3 separate regions of the Homo sapiens genome follow, and regions 2 and 3 are each linked to region 1. Evidence: chromatin loops called from intact Hi-C (ENCODE). Cell type or tissue: PC-3. All regions are shown on one strand. Each heading gives the region's core, and the rest is flanking DNA. Links, peaks and the distances in the headings are about the cores only. Region 1 overlaps KAT6B (lysine acetyltransferase 6B). Region 2 overlaps KAT6B (lysine acetyltransferase 6B). Region 3 overlaps LOC124902459 (a long non-coding RNA gene).

Region 1 (6,190 bases), core at 511-5,510:
AAATAAATAAATAAATAAAATAAAACTTTTTAAAGGTCACCGAGGCTGCTGTGTGGCCAGGGGAGCTATAGAGGAGCAAGGGTAGAGGAGGGCAAGCCTGGGAGGAGGCCTTTGTGAGGATGGAGGCATAGACTGGGGTTTTGACAGTGGGGATGGAGAGATGAGGACAGATCTGAAATATGTTTTGAAGAACATATTTAACAGAACTTGCTCATGGATTGGAAGAGATTTTAGGGGAGAGAGAGGGAGGTAGATGTTCCCCACTTGGTGCACCCTGATGGTTGCAGACTGAATTCCAATAGAATCTTCTCCCCAAGGTCTTTTTATTCCCTCTCTCTTTTCCTCAATTCAGCCACTCTATGAGTAGTTAATACAGGTATTTATTTCACAGATGAGGTGAGACTCAGGGAGATGAAATGACTCATTTAGAGTTATCAGGTGCAGACAGAAATTTTACTCTACCCAGAAAACCAAAATATAGGCATGAAATCAGTGTTCTTCAAACTGAATTGTCTCTCATTAATTGATTGTGAAATCAACATAATGAGTTCCTATCAGCATTAAAGAAAAAAAAAAGAGAAACAGAATAAAAATATAGCATGCCTTGTGTAAAAGGGTAAGTAATGTTTCATGAAACTTCTATTTTAGTTTAATATTCACATATGTGTATAGTAGGTCATGATGTGAACGTATTTCTTACTTGAAGTTATGAAAAATTGGAAAGGCACATACAGGATCATTGTAGAAGGAACTTATGTTATCACAGAGGTCCTGTAGTCCCCATGGGAATAAGAAAGCAAAAGACAAATTCACTTGGGTGGTTACTGTAGGTTGTCATATGTTGTTTATTTCTTCAGTGACTGATAGGCTGTAAGTCTGTCAGTTTCTTAGTTGTTTTCTTAGTTGATTTTTCTTTTCTTTTCTTTTCTTTTTCCGAGACAGAGTCTTGCTCTGTCGCTCAGGCTGGAGTGCAGTGGCGCAATCTCGGCACACTGCAACCTCTGCCTCCTAGTTCAAGGGATTCTCCTGCCTCAGTCTCCCGAGTAGCCAGGATTACAGCCATGCGCCACCACACCCAGCTAATTTTTTGTAGTTTTAGTAGAGACAGGGTTTCTACCATGTTGGCCAGGCTGGTCTCAAACTCCTGACCTCAAGTGATCCACCTGCCTCGGCCTCCCAAAGTGCTGGGATTATAAGCGTGAGCCACCATGCCCAGCCTTTCTTAGTTGATTTCATAGTCATCCTGTACTTCCAGTCTTGCCATTAGCAAATATTGAGTACTTGCTGTGTGCAGGGTTAGAAGTTACTTCTTTGTGTGAGATCTATGTTTTGTGTGTGGGTGGTGTGTGTGGGGTGTGTGTGTGTGTGTATGTGTGTGTGTGTTTGTGTGTTTAAAAGTAGACTTTTTTTTGAAGAGCAATTTTAGATTTACAGCAAAATTGAGTGGAAGGGGCAGAGATTTCTCATGTACTCCCTACCCCTACACATGCACAATTTTCCCCATTATCAACCTCCCCCACCAGAATGGTTGTTACATCTGATGACACATTGTAATTGCACAGCCTTATCACCCAAAGCCCATAGTTTACATTAGGGTTTACTCCTGGTGTTGTATATTCTATGGGTGTGAGATACATGTTTAAAAATATTTTGTATTAGATAAATTGGGGATAATAGTCATTTCAAGAACAAAATGTTGGATAAATTAAATTAGCTAATAAACACAGAGTGCTTTAAACATTCCTAGTGCAAAATAAGATCTTGTTGTTTGTGGTGGTGGTGGCTATTCAGGCTTAAGGTCTAGATTCCACTTAGTATGTAAGTAAATAATAGCAATCCTGGCTGTCATCTGTATGTGTAATGTAGTAATCAGTTTTGTTTAGCTAGTTCTTATGTGTAGCACATTAAAGCAATCTTGAATAGTGAGGGGACCTCATTACTAGATTACCATTAAATGGTAATGTTAAGTGACCCTGAAACCAAAGTAATGGAAAATTGTCTTCCTTTTTTTCTTTTTTTTTTTTTTTCCCTTGAGATGGAGTCTTGCACTGTCACCCAGGCTGGAGTGCAGTGGCTCATGGCAACCTCCACTTCTTGGGTTCACGAGATTCTCCTGCCTCAGCCACCCAAGTAGCTGGGATTACAGATGTACGCCACCACACCCGGCTAATTTTTGTATTTTTAGTAGAGATGAGGTTTCACCATGCCGGCCAGGCTGATCTCGAACTCCTGAGCTCAAGTGACCTGCCCACCTCAGCCTCCCAGAGTGCTGGGATTACAGGCATGAGCCACTGTGCCCAGCCTGTCTTCCTTTTTCTCAAACATTTAATTTGCTGTTTCTTGATCACATATCATCCTTCTTTCCTTTCAAGGTCAGGGGAGATAATTTTTTACTGTATGTACTGCTGCATCTTCACACAAATTATCATCTGAAAAGCCTTCTCAGATTTGACAAATGAAGTCTCTTTTCATTCCCAGGAGGAACTTGTTAAACCAATGAAGTTCAAAATTCTAATTCCTGTTCCTTTCTAGTGTGCACCACTTTATTCATCTTGAATAAACATACAACCTCAAGCATCCTACAAGGCAAATAGATTCCTTTTTAATTAGTGGCTCTATACACAGAGTTTTATCATCATGAAATTTATAAACCAGGAAGGGAACAAATATTTACACTTGCAACTTCATGTCAACATTGCCTACTATTTGAAGAGCTCTGAAATTGTAAATGTATCACCCCCTCCTTCTTCCCCCACTCCCCACCCCTGCCGGCTTTTAAACTATGGCAGTAGAAAAATAGGTTTCAACTTTCTAGGAGCACATCTCTCCTATGTGGGGAATGTGGCAGATTCTTTATATAAGTGCTCTTTCTTTGTGACTGGCATTACTTTTTTTTCTCACAAAGATTTGTTTCAGAAGCTAATCTTCATTTTTTTGGTTGTTGCTTTTTGTAGTACTATTTCTAAGGCATCTCCAAGTAGAAAGGCAAAATTTTATTTTGAGAAGTTACTGCTTTCATAGTTACACAGAATTATTTCTCAATTTAAGTAGGCCTTTTATTCCAGGACAAAATTAAGCCAGTCAGAAGGTTTCTGGGAGAAAAATAATGAAGAGCTGAGGTTTTGTATGTTAATGTGGGCAGTCTAATGCTTGATAAAAGAAAACTTTTGGCTGGGTGTGGTGGCTCATGCCTGTAATCCCAGCACTTTGGGAGGCCGAGGTGGTCGGATCACCTGAGGTCAGGAGTTTGACACCAGCCTGGCCAACATGGTGAAACTCCATCTCTACTAAAAATACAAAATTAGCTGGGCATGGTGGCGCATGCGTGTAGTCTCAGCTACTCGGGAGGCTGAGGCAGGAGAATCGCTTGAACCTGGGAGACTGAGGCTGCAGTGAGCTCAGATCGCACCATTGCACTCCAGCCTGAGTGACAGAGTGAGACTCCATCTCAAAAATAAAATAAATAAAATAAAGAAAACTTTTTTTTTGTTTGTTTGGCCCTTGTCAGGGACAGATTCCGTCTCAGAAAAGTCTCGCTCTGTTGCTCAGGCTGGAGCGCAATGGTGCAATCTCGGCTCACTGCAACCTCTACCTGCCGGTTCAAGCGATTCTCCTGCCTCAGCCTTCCCAGTAGCTGGGATTACAGGCATGCGCCACCACGCCTGGCTAATTTTTGTATTTTTAGTGGAGACAGGGTTTCACCATGTTGGCCAGGCTGGTGTCAAACTCCTGACCTCAGATAATCTGCCCACCTCCGTCTCCCAAAGTGCTGGGATTACAGGCATGAGCCACCACACCCAGCCAAGAAAACTTTTAAAGATGTGTAAATATGCAGTGATTTAAAAATCTCAGTTGAAGCTTGTTAAAATGTATCAAAATAATTTAGGAAAAGGGGGGCTGATTTTGCCAAAATTTGGGAGATGCATACTTTTTTTCAAGGCTTTACTGCAGTTTTAAAAAATATTTTATTGTTTTGTAGGCAGCTTCTGAACCAGAGTAGGCTCAGAGACTCCCTTTATTGCAGTTTTGATGCTGCAGAAAGTGACTGCTTAATTTCAGCTGTTGAGGATGTTGGTTATACTATGCCTGGATCAAAAAAATGATTTTACATTGCTTAGTTTGTTAAAATATGTTTAATAGGTTAATCTTTTTTTCAAAGCATCAAAAATAATTAAGATGAAATATCAGATAAACCCTATGTCTAGAATGAATAATTTAGTTCTAAACATCCTGGATGCTAAGGAGAAAAGAACAAGATGTTGGTTTATAAAATTCTTATTGTCAAATAAAGAAGCATAGAAGTTTGAAGAAAGATAATTTTTTTGTTTTTATTTTTTCTCTCTGAATTTAGGAGTAATTTATGTTTGGGTTCTAATCCTATGTTATCATCAAAGAGTAATAACATTGGCAATCTTCCCTCCCATTCTGCTTCATCCTCCCCACTAAAGGGAAATACCAGATTGTAAAAGAAAAAAAAAAAGCATGCTGGTTGTATAAAAAGAAACATTTTAAACAAATAAGAAATATATATATTGAAATGCAGTCTCCCTGAATGATGCTAAACCCCTGTCCAAGTAGGCATTTCTCAGCCCACAGAAAGGGATGGCATTAAATCACAGCTCAATGGAGACATTTTTATGAGGAGCTGTGATGGTTTGTGTTTAGCAAACATGTATTGGGCATCTCAGATTTGCCTGTTAGGGATGCAACAGTGAGTGAGATACTATTTGTTCCCTTAAGAAACTCAAAGAGGAAAGGGGTTGACTTGTTCAGTCAGTGACTTATGAAATATTTCATACTCATTCATTTACAGAGTACTTTTTGTAGGTATAGTACAGCGTGGTCAGCCAGGGAGACTATAGTGGGTGCATTAGTAACTAACCATACAACTAATGCTAATGTTGCGGGCTGACTGGGTTTGGGGTGAACAAATGACCCCTAAAGCTCAGGAGTTCTAGACCAGCCTGGGCAACACAGTGAAACCCTGTCTCTACTAAAATACAAAAAATTAGCCGGGTATGGTAGCATGTGCCTGTAATCCCAGCTACTCGGGAGGCTGAGGCAGGAGAATCACTTGAACCCGGGAGGTGGAGGTTGCAGTGAGCCAAGATGGTGCCGCTGCACTCCAGTCTGGGTGACAGAGCAAGACTCCATCTCAAAAAAAAAAAAAAAAAAAAGACATTTGTTTTGGCTGGGGAAGGCTTTGCAGAGGGAGGTAACTTCTAGATTGAGATTTGAAGTCAGAGTCCATCCAGAAAGTAGGGAAGACATTTTATGTAGAGAAGTAACAAGCTACAGGGATCAGAGGTATGAACCAGGGTGCATGTTTGGGTTATGGTGAGTGGTGTCTGGCCAAACTGTGTGGCTCAGGGTCTTTCTGCTTCACCATCTTTAGCATAGAAGCCTTCCTTGTGCTCACTTGCTCATCTCATTCTCACAAAATAGCTGCTTCATATCTAGGCACCATCTCTCTATTCCCACAGGGGAAAGAGGGAAAGTGCCAAGGGTAACAGCGGAAACGTCTTCCTTTTTATTCAGGAAATGAGGGACTCCCCAAGGCTTCTGCTTATATTTCATTGGCTTGAGCTGAGCCGTACAACCATCACTAGTGGCAGGTAGTCTGGGATGTCAAGAAAGTAGCTTCCCAGTCTCTTTGGTTAGAAGGCAAAGGAGAAGATGGTGGGAATCGGTTTGCATCAGTCACTCTACACATTATCTGCTTTGTTAGGGCAGCATTATCTTAGTATTGTTACCAAGTTCAGGGTCTTTTCTGGGGTGATCAAGCATCCTGGGTCGCCTGGGACCAAGTGGTTTTCTGGGTTGTAGGACTTTGAGTGCTATAGCCTGGAAAGCCCTAGGAAAACCAGGATGGTTGGCCATCCTAGTCTTTCCCCATATCCTCTGTTGTCCAAAAATATGGAAGCAGGTCATTTCTTGACATAGGAGCTGCCTTGACTGGGCTTAAAAAGGCCTGAAAGGCAGCTTAATAATTTACAATGAGAAATAAATGATATTGGATCAGGGGAGGATACTGGAAGAAGAGCTCCATGGGATTTGCTTGGTGCTCGTGAGATTTTGACTGACAAGAGATCTTAGGGCTACTATATTACCCAAATTCAGGGGACTCTGTTCACTTTGCCAGCAGCCTGGGATTAATTCTGTAGTGCTAATGCCATTCTGAGAAGCCTTT
Region 2 (6,190 bases), core at 661-5,660, 120 kb after region 1:
ATCTCATGTAAGAGTGTTGTACCACATATCGCTAGCCCAGGAAACGATCAAGTATGGTTTTTACTGATCATACCATAGTAAAGTTGAACCAAGTTGTAAGTTGTAAGTTGAACCAGTTGTAAGCCAAGGACTGTCTGTATAAAGAACTGCAAATGCAGGGCTTTGAACACTGTTCTTCAGGGCAGCAGAGTGAGGTGGAATGGTCATCCATGGGACCATGTGCTGCTTGCAGAGTAAGTCATTTGTATATCACTTCCTAGACCAGCTTCTCTGGGATTTGTCAGAGCAAGGCTCCCCAGGAGGCCATTTGCAGAGTTTGGCCAGAGTGAGTAAAGGGCACCAACTCCCAATCTGGTTATAAACTCCCTAGTGGGTTTTATGACTCTTTGCCCACAATTGGAATGGGTGGAGGAGAGAGTGACTATCGTGGATTGGTTGAGAACGCATTCCTTCCTCTTGGATTCTAGGATTCCCTTTCTCAGTCAGAAAATTTGAAAGTCTTCCCCATCTCTGTCTGTAAAGTCTTTCTATCTCTCTCTCCCTCCGTCCCCACCAGACATCTCAGAACTTCAGAGAACTCCCTTGCCCACAAAACATTTGCAGTTCCTACTTCAGAGCCTCACACCGTCAAGGCAAGGAGCTCTTCTTCTCCCAGCCACTGCTGAGCACTGGGGGCCCAGAGTGCTCCCTCCCAAGCCCTGGACTGCTTCTGCTGCTGGGGCTGCCCAGCAATGCCTTATCCATCTCACTATTTTTTTCTTTAATTTTGAAATAATTTCAGACTTAGAGAAAAGCTCTAAGAATAATACCAAAATTTCCCGTACATTGTTGCACATGTTCACATTTTATCACATCTGTTTTCTGCTCTATTATTCTCAATCTCTCCCTTTGTTTCTCTTCTCTCTCATATTTTCTTTTCAGAATCATTTGAGAGTAAGTTGAAGATGTGTTGCACCTTTACCCCTAAATATTGCAGTTTTTCTACAAAGATGCTCTCATATATAGCCACAATACAAATTATTAAAATCAAGATATTAAAGTAATTTATGCACATTTGTTCAAATTTTAAATTTTGCGAGATTATACTGATGTTCTTTCTGGAGGAAAAGAAAAATCTCCTACTCCAGGATCACATGGAGTATGTAATTATGTCCCTGGGGCCTCCTTTAATCTGGAATAGTACCTGCTTTTTTGTTTTGTTTTGCTTTGCTTCGTGTTTTCCATGATTTTGATATTTTTTAAGCATACAGGCCATTTATTTTGTATGGTGTGCCTCAATTTGGGCTTATCTGATGTTTCCTCATGATTAGATTTAGGCTGTACATTTTTTGGCAGGAATACCATAGAAGTGACCGTATGTCCTTCCCAGTGCATTTCATCAGGATCATATGATAATACATTTGTCTCATCACTGGGTTAAGGTGGTAACTGCCAGGCTTCTTCACTGTGAAATTACCATTTTTCGCTTTGTAATCAGTAAGCATCTGGTGAGAAGATACTTTGGGATTATATAAATATCAATTCTCATCCAATTTTCACCTCCTAGTTTTACCATTCACTTATGGCTCTTATCTAAAATAATTATTACTATGATAATTACCAAATGGTAATTTTCTAATTCCATTCTTTCTACAACTTACTAATTGGCATTCTAGAAGGAAGAATTATTTCTTCTTCCCCATTTATTTAATTTTTTTGTATAATTGTGGGTTTTAATTTTATTCTATAGGTTATAACCTGTCATTACCATGATTGATTTTGATGTTCCCCAAACATCAAATTGTCCCAGATTTATTTATCAGCAAATGTTTCAAGTGGGTTCTTGTGCCTTTTCCACATGCTTCCATCCTGTGGATTCTTCCTTCCTTTCTGCCACAGCATGATGTTCCAGGTTTAGCTTATCCTTTTCTTAAGCCAGCCCTGGAATCATCCATTTCTCCCAAGCCTTGGTTCCTTATGGTGGAGAACAGTAGTTAGGAACCAGGATCTGGGCTGGGTGAGGTGGCTCATGCCTGTAATCCCAGCACTTTGGGAGGCCGAGACAGGCGGATCTCTTGAGGCCAGGAGTTCAAGACCAGCCTGGCCAACACGGTGAAACCCTGTCTCTACAAAAAAAAAACACAAAAATGAGCCGGGCTTGGTGGCAGGCGCCTGTAGTCCCAGCTACTTGGGAGGCTGAGGCAGAGAATTGCTTGAACCCGGGAGGTGGAGGTTGCAGTGAGCTGAGATTGCACCGAGCTGAGATTGCACCACTGCACTCCAGTCTGGGTGAAAAAGCAAGACTTCATCTGTTAAAAAAAAAAAAAAAAATGGAGGAAACCAAGTTCTGATCACTTAAATGTGCCCATTGCTGCTTGGGTGTCACTGCTTCTAGCCCTCTCAGAGGACAGAGCTAGGATAGCATGCATATTTATATCCATGTATGTGCACATATACATATGGGTGTTATAAACACATATGCGTGTACACACACACTCCCTTCATGAGTTCAGACCATTCCAGATCTGCGCCACCATACGGTTGTATTCTGTCTTTCCCTCTTCCCATGTAATTCCTTTCTCTGACAGTGAGAACCCTGACTTCCATTACCCACAATATACTTATGTGCTACACCCTAGAATACACAGTAAGTAGTTTCAGAATTACTAACTCATGCCATTGTGAAAAACAAACCTCTTAAGTGGAGGTCAATATTTATATATGGTTCCTTTTGGCTTTACCCCAAGTGTATTTAGTCAAAACACTGTGTTTAAATGTTACTAGAGTTAGTTTTTCTCCCCCTTCAGTGTTACTGTAGTATTCATTGGAATACAATTAGGCTTATTTGTTTCTGTTTGTTTTTTATTTTATACTTGTTACCTTTTTAAATTAGAATGTAAAACATTAACATGATTTTAAAAATGGAAACTGTATTAAAGGGTATTCTCAGTGAATGTGCCCTCTCTACCCATTCCCATTCCCTCATCCTTTCCTGCAGGTCTCCAATCTCATTAGCTTGTAGTTTATCCTTCCTGTTTCTTTGTGTACAAATGAGCAGATAGATGTGCATTTTTCTAATTTCTCCTCCTTTCTAACACAAAATGTAGCATACTATAGGTAGTCTTTTGCATTTTGATTTTTCCAGTATATCCTGGAAATGACTTCATAGAGATTTCTTTTCTTTGACAGCTGCACTCTACTCCGTTGCATGCATGTATACAGTTTGCTTACCTGCTTTCCTATGTATGGGTTTATAGGTTGTTTCCAATATTTTGCAGTTTAAAAAGTAGTGTCATGAGTAATCTTGGGCATATTTTGACTGATAGATACTTAGGTAGCAGTTATTGTATATTAGATATCCTTTCAGTTGTTAGGACTCTGTTTGGCTAGGTAATAAGTGAGCAGATAATGAATTGTCTTTTACTCGGGCCTGCAGAGCCAGAACCCTGGCTGATGGGCAGGATACAAAACCCGTTCTCCTGGGCTCTGACCCAGGAGAGACCGAGGGAACACCAACTGATTCAGCAGTAGGTGAGAGAACCAAGTGCCAGATGGTGGTGAGGGAGGTGGCACCATCACTCACATGTGTGTTTGTGTATATGCATTTATCTGATGCCAAACTGGAGGATAAAGGAAGATGCGAAGAGTCATGTCCTTCATTTTTTACCTCTTTACTTTAACCTTATTGATTGGGATACCACACTCTACATTCTGCTAAACATCAGCAACCAAAAGGGAAGAAGACATAGCTCTTGCTGGGCTGTCAAGTTCACTGACAAATCAACAAATGTTGCATAGTATTTTGGACAGTATGCCTTGAGAGCTCATAAGAAGTTGAAATGAAAACATTCTAGGCAGAGGGGAGCAGCATATTCACAAGCATGACTGCGTGAGGAAGCATGTTACATACCTGGGTAACTACAGCAGAAACTCCAGGTAGATTAAAGACTTGATTACCAAAAAACAGACACACAGAAACACTTAAAAAGCTAGAGGAGAGGTGGGGTGCGGTGGCTCACGCCTGTAATCCCAGCACTGTGGGAGGCCGAGGCAGGCAGATCACGAGGTCAGGAGATCGAGACCATCCTGGCTAACATGGTGAAACCCCGTCTCTACTAAAAATGCAAAAATTAGCTGGGTGTGGTGGCACACACCTGTAGTCCCAGCTACTCGGGAGGCTGAGGCAGGAGAATCACTTGAACCTGGGAGGCGGAGCTTGCAGTGAGCTGAGATCGCACCACTGCACTCCAGCCTGGGCGACAGAGCGAGACTCGGTCTCAAAAAAAAAAAAAAAAAAAAAGCTAGAGGAGAGATTATGTATAATTATTTATCTGATCTTTGGATGGTCAAGGACATCATAACCATCAAAGCAATGAAAGAATATGCAGATAGACTTGACTATATAAAAATATAGAACTTCTATCTAGTAAAAAGTATTAATATTTAAAGCAAACATAATGAGAAAGATGTTTGATGTTTACAACATATGTGCTAGGCAAAGTTTAATATCTATAGTGTTTAAATAAATATATATATACTTTTAAGTTTGGTAGCATTAAAACAAAAACCCTAATAGAGAAATGGGCAGAGGATCAGCTATGGTGGCTCATACCTGTAATCCCAGCACTCTGGCAGGCCGAGACAGGAGACTCACTTGAGCCCAGGAGTTCAACACCAGCCTGGGCAACACAAGGAGACCATCTCTCTCTCTTTCTCTCTCTCTCTCTCCCCCTGTTCTCCCCACCCCCCCATTCCCCTCCTTCTCTCGTCTCTCAATAAATACATAAACAAATAGGCAGAGGACAGGAACACAGAATGTACAGAAAAGGAAAATCACTGGTGGCCACGACATTGCTGACATTTACTGAGTGAGTAACATGTGCCAACCCCTTTCCTAAGAGTCCTGCATTTATTGATTGATTCATTCAGTCCTCACGGCAACAGTTGAGATATGTGCTTTTAGCCCCATTCTATGGGTGTTGAAATTGAGGCACAGTTACACAAATAAGTTGCACAGCTGCAAATTGAACCCAAGCACTTTAACTGTTAGCCACTCCACTCCGAAGTCTCTTAGGTATAATGGCTAATTCAAATATGAAAAAAAAATTGTTGGTGGTTTAAAAATGCAAATTTAGTAACTGCAAGATTACAATTTTTTGCCTACCACACTAACAAAGAGTTTACAACTTACCCAAATCTAACTAAGCTGGTGGAAAATGGACACCTTATTTACACTGAAGAAAGTGTATATTGGTAGGCATTTTCTGGAACTTTGACAGTGTGTATCAAAAACATCTAATGGTTTTTTTTTTTAATAAAATTTTATGTATTTAAAAACTAGGCTGGGGACAGTGGCTCACGCCTGTAATCCCAGCACTTTGGGAAGCCAAGGCAAGCAGATCACCTGAGGTCAGGAGTTCGAGACCAGCCTGGCCAACATGACGAAACCCTGTCTCTACTAAAAATACAGAAAATAGCCGGGCGTGGTGATGGGTGCCTGTAATCCCAGCTACTCGGGAGGCTAAGGCAGGAGAATCACTTGAACCTGAGCGGCGGAGGTTGCAGTGAGCTGAGATTGTGCCATTGCACTCCAACCAGGTGACAGAGTGAGACTCCATCTCAAAAAGTAATACATAAAACAAAAAATAGAGACAGGGTCTTGCTATGTTGCCCAGGCTGGTCTCAAATTATGGAGCTCAAGCATTTCTCCTGCCTTGGCCTCCCAAGTGTGGGATTCAGGTGTGAGCCACCGTGCCCAGCCTCCAATGGTTATTTTCTAAAGGAATTCATTCTAGGGAAATCAGCATATTTTAATCAACAAACATTATTTTCATAGTTAATATAGCAACATTATTTTGTTTCATATTATTATGTTTTAAATAGTGGACTTCTCTTTTTGCCTCCCTCCCCCAGCCCCTGATTATAGCAATATGGACTCATAGTAGAAAGTTAAAAAAAAAGGTGTAATTAATAGAAGAAAATGTCACCCAGAGAGTTAATGTTTTGGTATATTTGTCCTTCACACTCATTATTTACAACAGGTAAAAAACTAAAACAGACTTGATATTTCAAAGGCAAGAGAGAACCATTCCCACGAGAAAGTTATGGCACATCCATATAATGGAATATTATTAGCTGCTGAGAATTATGTTCTGACCAGGTGCAGTGGCTCATGCCTGTAATCTTTGGGAGACTGAGGCAGGAGGATCAC
Region 3 (6,190 bases), core at 514-5,513, 120 kb before region 1:
GCACTAATGCTGCAGGTGTAGCTCTCACACCTGAAACGACACACAGAGGTTATCACTTTCCTTTCCCCAAAGAGACTTCTAGCACATGGAATCATGGAAAGTGAGGGTCAAAATGGACATGAAGTTCTTTGAGCCCAATCGTCTTCCAGTGATTCCCTCACTACTCCATCTTTCTGCCAAGCAGCCATCCTGTTCGAGCCTGAACACTCCAGTTTCCCGGGAACACACCGGCTCCCGCCAGGTATTCTTTCTGCTATTTCATCTGGGCACCTCCGAGCAGCTTCTCTACCCTGTGCCAAAGTCTGTCTTCCCTTCGTCTCTACTCTGTGCAATTAACGGATACTCTTCCTGGGAGCTACATAGCACACCTTGAATACCGTCTATGTGGAAGCCAAACAATTGCTTTATAATTCTATTGATATAGCCTGCAGTCACAGCTTTTTTTTTTTTTTTTTTTTTGAGATGGAGTCTTACTCTGTTGCCCAGGCTGGAGTACAGTGGTGCCATCTTGGCTCACTGCAACCTCTGCCTCCCGGGTTCAGGTGATTCTCCTGCCTCAGCCTCTTGAGTAGCTGGGACTACAGTCACGCGCCACCATGCCTGGCTAATTTTTGTATTTTTAGTAGAGACAGGGTTTCACCATGTTGGCCGGGCTGGCCTCGAACTCCTGACCTCATGTGTCCTCCCACCTCGGCCTCCCAAAGTGCCAGTCACAGCTTTTTTTTGATATTCATATAACACTGTTGATTCATATTGAGATTTTCATCAACCAAAAGTTAAGTGTTTGTTTCCTTTTCTTTTTTCTTTTTTTTTTTTGGCATCACATTAGTATTAAGCCGTACCCCTGTGTCCACACTAGTACAGTGTGGTGATTTCATGGACCATTACAAGATTTTGCATTATTCCTATTAAACTTTCACTAGATGCTCATCAATTGACCGGATCTTCCTGGGTCTTGTTGCTGTGATCCATCTGCTTTATCCCTCCCACCTTCACTTCACCTGTGAGTAGTCAGGGAAGCATGTGTTTTGCTTTATTTTTGTTTTGAGACAGAGTCTCGCTCTGTCACCCAGGCTGAAGTGCAATGGTGCAATCTCAGCCCACTGCAACCTCCGTCTCCAGGCTCAAGCAATTCTCCTGCCACAGCCTCCCAAGTAGCTGGGATTACAGGCACCTGCCACAATGCCCGGCTAATTTTTGTAGTTTTAGTAGAGATGGGGTTTCACTATGTTGGCCAGGCTGATCTCGAACTTCTGACCTCAGGTGATCTGCCTGCCTCAGCCTCCCAGCATGCTGGGGTTACAGGCGTGAGCCACCGTGCCTGGCCAGGGAAGCATGTGTTGATAGGGTCTCAACATCAAATACCTGTAGAAGCCAAGGAAGTAACGTAAGTGGAACCCCAGGGCTGGGTGGACAAGCCCAAGGGCTTCTTCAGCACCCTCTGGACACAGTCCTCCAACCCCTTACTAAACCACCTCCCCAGGTTGACATCCAGCCTCCCACTGCCCATCCTGCCCAGATACACTGGAGAGTGCTTTCTAGAGGAAGTGCTGCATCTCAGAAAGGGCTATAGTGGAGGGGAACAGAGCTCAGGCTCTGGAGTCAGACAATGCTGGGTTGTTGCCTTCCCTTTTCCATTCCCTGGCTGTGTGACATTGCACAAGTGCACTTACTTCTCTGTGCTTTGGTTTTTCTCATCTGTAAAATGGGGAAAATAATAATGTCTACTTCATAGGGTTGACGTAAGTATTTTACACAATCATTCATGTGGTGTATTTAGCTCAGGGCCTAGCACATAGAGATTACTTAATACAATTCACCTATACTGATTATTTTTGTGGTTACTATTATCATTGCTACAATGATTATTAGGAATCACACTGTTATCTCTGACATCTCCTACAGATGGTGGCAGCAGGACAATGGAAACAACCCGGTGAGTACAAAAGAGATGCTCTTGAACACACACCCAACCCTCTTCCTTCATTCACACCCCCCGGCCTGATATCGGCAGCACATCGCTATGCTCCTCTTGGAGAAAACTCCTCTCGCGTTGAGAGTGGAAACACCAGCTTGCCTTCGTGTGACATGGAGCGGGTCATGCCACTCCTCTCCTCAAAAACTTTCAGTGAGGTCCCTTGTATCTTACAGAACAAAGTCCAAACTCTATCCTGTCATTGAAGAGTCCTCTCCCAGGTGGCCGTGCCACATCTCCAGCTTGTCTCTCAGGAGACCTTCTCCAGGGCCCTGCCTGTCCACACATAGGACTCACCACTCCCTGGGCGAGCCTGGGCCCTTCCCCACCCATCCTGTGCTTTGATTCCCCAGGGGCGGTGCCCTTGCCGGACTCTTCATGGACTAAATCCCACTCGTCCTGCAAAACCTGGCAAAATTCAAGGCCACTGGAGGAGCTCTTCCTTTGAGACTCTCCAGCAGGACTTGCCGCCTCTGCGCGGGGTGTGTAGCAAGCCCTGCTTGCCATTGCCACTCCGTTGCTGCAGAACGAGTGGGATTTGGTCTCTTTCGTGACTTCCCCAACACACACACCCCACCCCCACCACATAGCACAAGGCTGAGAACACTGGGAACGCTCAATAAAGAAATATTTTTGGCCTGAATGAATGGCCTGAAGGACTGCTCCTTTCAACAATTATGGCCCAATAAATTATACCGACATTGCCTCCTGGAGGGAAAGGCCACACCAAGGCCCCCACAGATGGGGAAACTGCTCTGTCTGCCAAAACCCAGATGCAGGGCAGCCTTGGCCCTGCTTGGCTGTCTACCTGAATCTGGGTTTAACAACTTGGCCTGCAGTTTTACAGCCTGAATCACCAGGCTCAGCACAACAGCATGAGTTCTTTGTCCGCATGCTGCTGCCAGGTGTTGAAGGAACGGGCTGCAGTGACTTACCCGGCTCAAGGAGACCTGCAGGCGGGGCAGACGGGTGCCTGCACCCCAGGCTGGGAGGCCAGGGGACTTGTCTGCAAAAGAAACCCTTGTCTGGACCCTAAACAGAAAAAAAGAGGTGATGAAAGTTTACATGAGGACCCGGCTCTGGGTGCTGCAGGGGGATGCGTGCTAGCTTGGAGGTTGGGGGTAGGGGCTGTGGAACATGGAGTGACCTTCAGGTCACTGAACAAAGCTTAGAGGGCCCAGACTCAGTCAGATTTTATTTCTATAGCTGTAATAGTTGTGTGGTCCTAGGAAGCATGCAGGAAGCCATCAAATTTAAGCTTTTAGAGCTGGGGTTACATATCTTAAGAGCCGAAGAAATGCAGTATCCAAACAAGTGATATAAGGCATGAAGACTCGTGCAAGGAGAGGTTAGAAGGGTCTCTGGCTGTATGAGCGTTCCTTTCTTGGGTTATGAAGTCATTGATTCAGCATCTATAAATAGAGCTCACGGCAATGGCGTGCTGGTTACGGTTTAACCACCAGTTCTTCCAAGAAAAAGCCCTGACTTGAGGCATTTGCAGATTTCTGTGGTGTAAATACACCCACCATGGCCAATTTCAAACTACCCAGAAGGTAGGCCCAGAATGTAGAGCTGGGAAGAGATTGCACAGCCAGCTCCCGTACACACTGATTCCCAGCAGCCTGTCAGCGTCACCAGCAAGAATCCTACCAGTAGCCCACTTCTTCAGTAGTTTTGCAACCTCAAGCAGTGCAAGTCAATGAGGCAACCTCAAAAATAATATGAGACGATAACCCCCAAAATTGTGTGAGATAAGATAATAATTCCCTTACTGGGTAAGCATTTTTCAAACTGGCTATTATTTATTTTATTTTTTATTTTTATGTTTTATAGAGTAGAGGTCTCACTACATTGTCCAAGCTAGTCTCAGACTCCAGGGCTTAAATAATCCTCCTGCCTCAGCCTCCCACAGTGTTGGGATTACAGGCATAAGCCACCATGCCCTATTTATTTATTTATTTTAATTTGTTCAGACAGGGTCTTGCTCTGTGTCCCAGGCTGGAGTGCAGTGATGCAGTCATAGCTCACTGCAGCCTCAAACTCCTGAGCTCAAGGGATTCTACCTCATCAGCCTCTGGAGAAGCAGGGATTACAGGCTTATGCCAACAGGCCCAGCTAGTTTTTTATTTTTTGTGGAGATGTAATCTTACTACATTGACCAGGCTGGTCTTGAACCCCTGGCCTCAATCAATCCTCTCGCCTCGGCCTCTCAGAGTGCTGAGATTATAGGCATGAATCACTGCGCCCGACCCACAGTCCTTTTGCAGATATTCACCAACATGCACAGAGCGGCAAAAAATTTGAGTCAACCGACAAGCACATTTCTAGCAGAGGCTGAACAAGGCAACGCTCTGACTTCCTGTTTCAACTGTCATTTTGTGAAGAAATGTCCTTTTCACAGTCCATTTAGTGCCAGGTTTTTCATATTTTTGTCCTTTTTCTTGGGGATGGTGCTGTGTAAAATGGTCCCCACGTGCACGGCTGAAGTGCTGTCTAGCGATCCTAAGTGCAGAAAGACTGTGATGCACCTTCCGGAGAAAATACATGTGTTAGATGAACTTTGTTCAGGCAAGAGCTATAGTGCGGTTGACTTAATTCAATGTTAATGAATCAACAATATTTATTAATAAGGCATCTTTAAACAGAACTACACAGCTGGGAGCAGTGGCTTATGCCGGTAATGCCAGCACTTTGGGAGGCCAAGGCAAGAGGATTACTGTAGCCCAGGAGTTCGGGACCAGCCTGGGCAACATAAAGACTCCATCGCTACAAAAAAAATTTAAAAATTAGCTGGGTATGGTGGTGCACACCTGTGGTCCCAGCTACTCAGGAGGCTGAGGTGGGAGAATCATTTGAGCCTGGGAGGTTGAGGCAGCAGTGAGCCATAATTGCGCCACCACTGCATTCTAGCCTGGGCAGAGCAAGACCCCACTTCTCCAAAAATAAAACAAAATAAAAGAAAACCCAAAAAATCATAAATGCACGTAAAATAAAGTCATATATTAATCAGTTGACAAAACTCTTGTGACCAGAGACTCTCAGGAAGCTAACCCTGTATCTCCCCTAGGCGCAATGGTTCAGTATTCACTAATTCAGTGTCTGTGGTGACCTTATCAAATGCAGTTGCTATGAGTAATGGAAATCTACTGTATCTGCAGGAGAGTGAGGAACTGCCACGGCCCAGCCCAGAGTGTCAGATCCCAAGCAGGGTAAAGAGGGGAGGAGAGGATCCATGCGGCAGTGGTTCAGAGTACGGAGTCAGAGTGCATACAGGGAAAAGCCAGTGGCAGCTCAGGTGGGAGATTCATCACACACATAGGTGGTGATGAAATAAGTAAACATGGCCCGGTACGGTGGCTCACGCCTGTAACTCCAGCACTTTGGGAAGCCAAGGCGGGCAGGTCACCTGAGGTCAGGAGTTCAAGACCAGCCTGACCAACATGGTGAAACCCCGTCTCTACTAGAAATACAAAAATTAGCCTGGCGTGGTGGGGTGCACCTGTAATCCCAGCTACTCAGGAGGCTAAGGCAGGAGAACTGCTTGAACCCAGGAGGTGGAGGTTGTGGTAAGCCAAGATCACGCCATTGCACTCCAGGGGCAACAACAGCAAAACTCTGTCCCCCGCCAAAAAAAAGAAAAATAAAAGAAAAAGGAAAGAAAAAACGAAATAAGTAAACATATTGAGGGCAATGGAAGCCAGGGTGCTCTCTGTTTCTGTCACTGAGGGGACCCAGGAGCAGCATCACTCCAACAACAATGGGCCCCCTGGAGCACAGGTCTTGGCCTTAAATACTATTTTCCACAGCTCCTTGGAGAAATGGATGCTTCCAGGGTTAAGGCAGGCAAAGTGCAATATAAACCTGAAACATCTTATTTTTCCAGAAAGCACACAATTACTCAAAAACAAAAAAAATTATGGAGGCATGTCAAAAGGAACAAGCCAAGCTGGGTTCGGTGGCTGACACCTGTAATCCCAGCACTTTGAGAGGCTGAGGCGGGCAAATCACTTGAGGTCAGGAGTTGAAGACCAGCCTGGCCAACATGGTGAAACCCCATCTCTACTGAAAATACAAAAATTAGCCCGGCATAGTGGCATGCATCTGTAATGCCAGCTACTCAGGAGGCTGAGGCACGAGAATCGCTTGAACCAGGAGGCAGAGTTTGCAGTGAGCTGAGATCATGTCACTGCACTCCAGCCTGGGTGAGAGAGCAAG

Evidence for each region. Hi-C counts contacts between places; a loop is a spot of excess contacts. Peaks named below come from ENCODE experiments on the same cell type or tissue, not always from the same donor. Only the 100,000 strongest peaks of a DNase experiment are listed, where the experiment ranks them.
Region 2: a loop joins it to region 1, with 5 times the contacts of the local background. A loop is called at or near these places in 4 of 110 quality-filtered maps.
Region 3: it touches region 1 in a loop (6-fold over the local background); 2 of 110 quality-filtered maps call a loop at or near these places.

What each region holds. Positions count from the first base shown.
Region 1 is chr10:74,873,463-74,879,652 of GRCh38, forward strand. The region is part of intron 3 of KAT6B (lysine acetyltransferase 6B); the gene reads left to right. Among named protein-coding and RNA genes, the nearest start is that of KAT6B, 50 kb to the left of the region's middle. In PC-3, for the core only: no CTCF peak of the experiment used is centred there; a DNase peak (open chromatin) is centred at 2,619; H3K4me3 peaks cover 400 bases; H3K27ac peaks cover 1,505 bases.
Region 2 is chr10:74,992,511-74,998,700 of GRCh38, forward strand. The region is part of intron 13 of KAT6B (lysine acetyltransferase 6B); the gene reads left to right. Among named protein-coding and RNA genes, the nearest start is that of SNORD172, 26 kb to the right of the region's middle. In PC-3, for the core only: no CTCF peak of the experiment used is centred there; no DNase peak of the experiment used is centred there; H3K27ac peaks cover 320 bases.
Region 3 is chr10:74,751,199-74,757,388 of GRCh38, forward strand. LOC124902459 (a long non-coding RNA gene) reads left to right here. Exons shown (of 2, transcript XR_007062201.1): 1 at 1-241; 2 at 1,906-2,618. Among named protein-coding and RNA genes, the nearest start is that of KAT6B, 72 kb to the right of the region's middle. RefSeq lists an enhancer at 2,205-3,725. In PC-3, for the core only: a CTCF peak has its summit at 2,423; a DNase peak (open chromatin) is centred at 2,753; H3K4me3 peaks cover 789 bases; H3K27ac peaks cover 2,360 bases.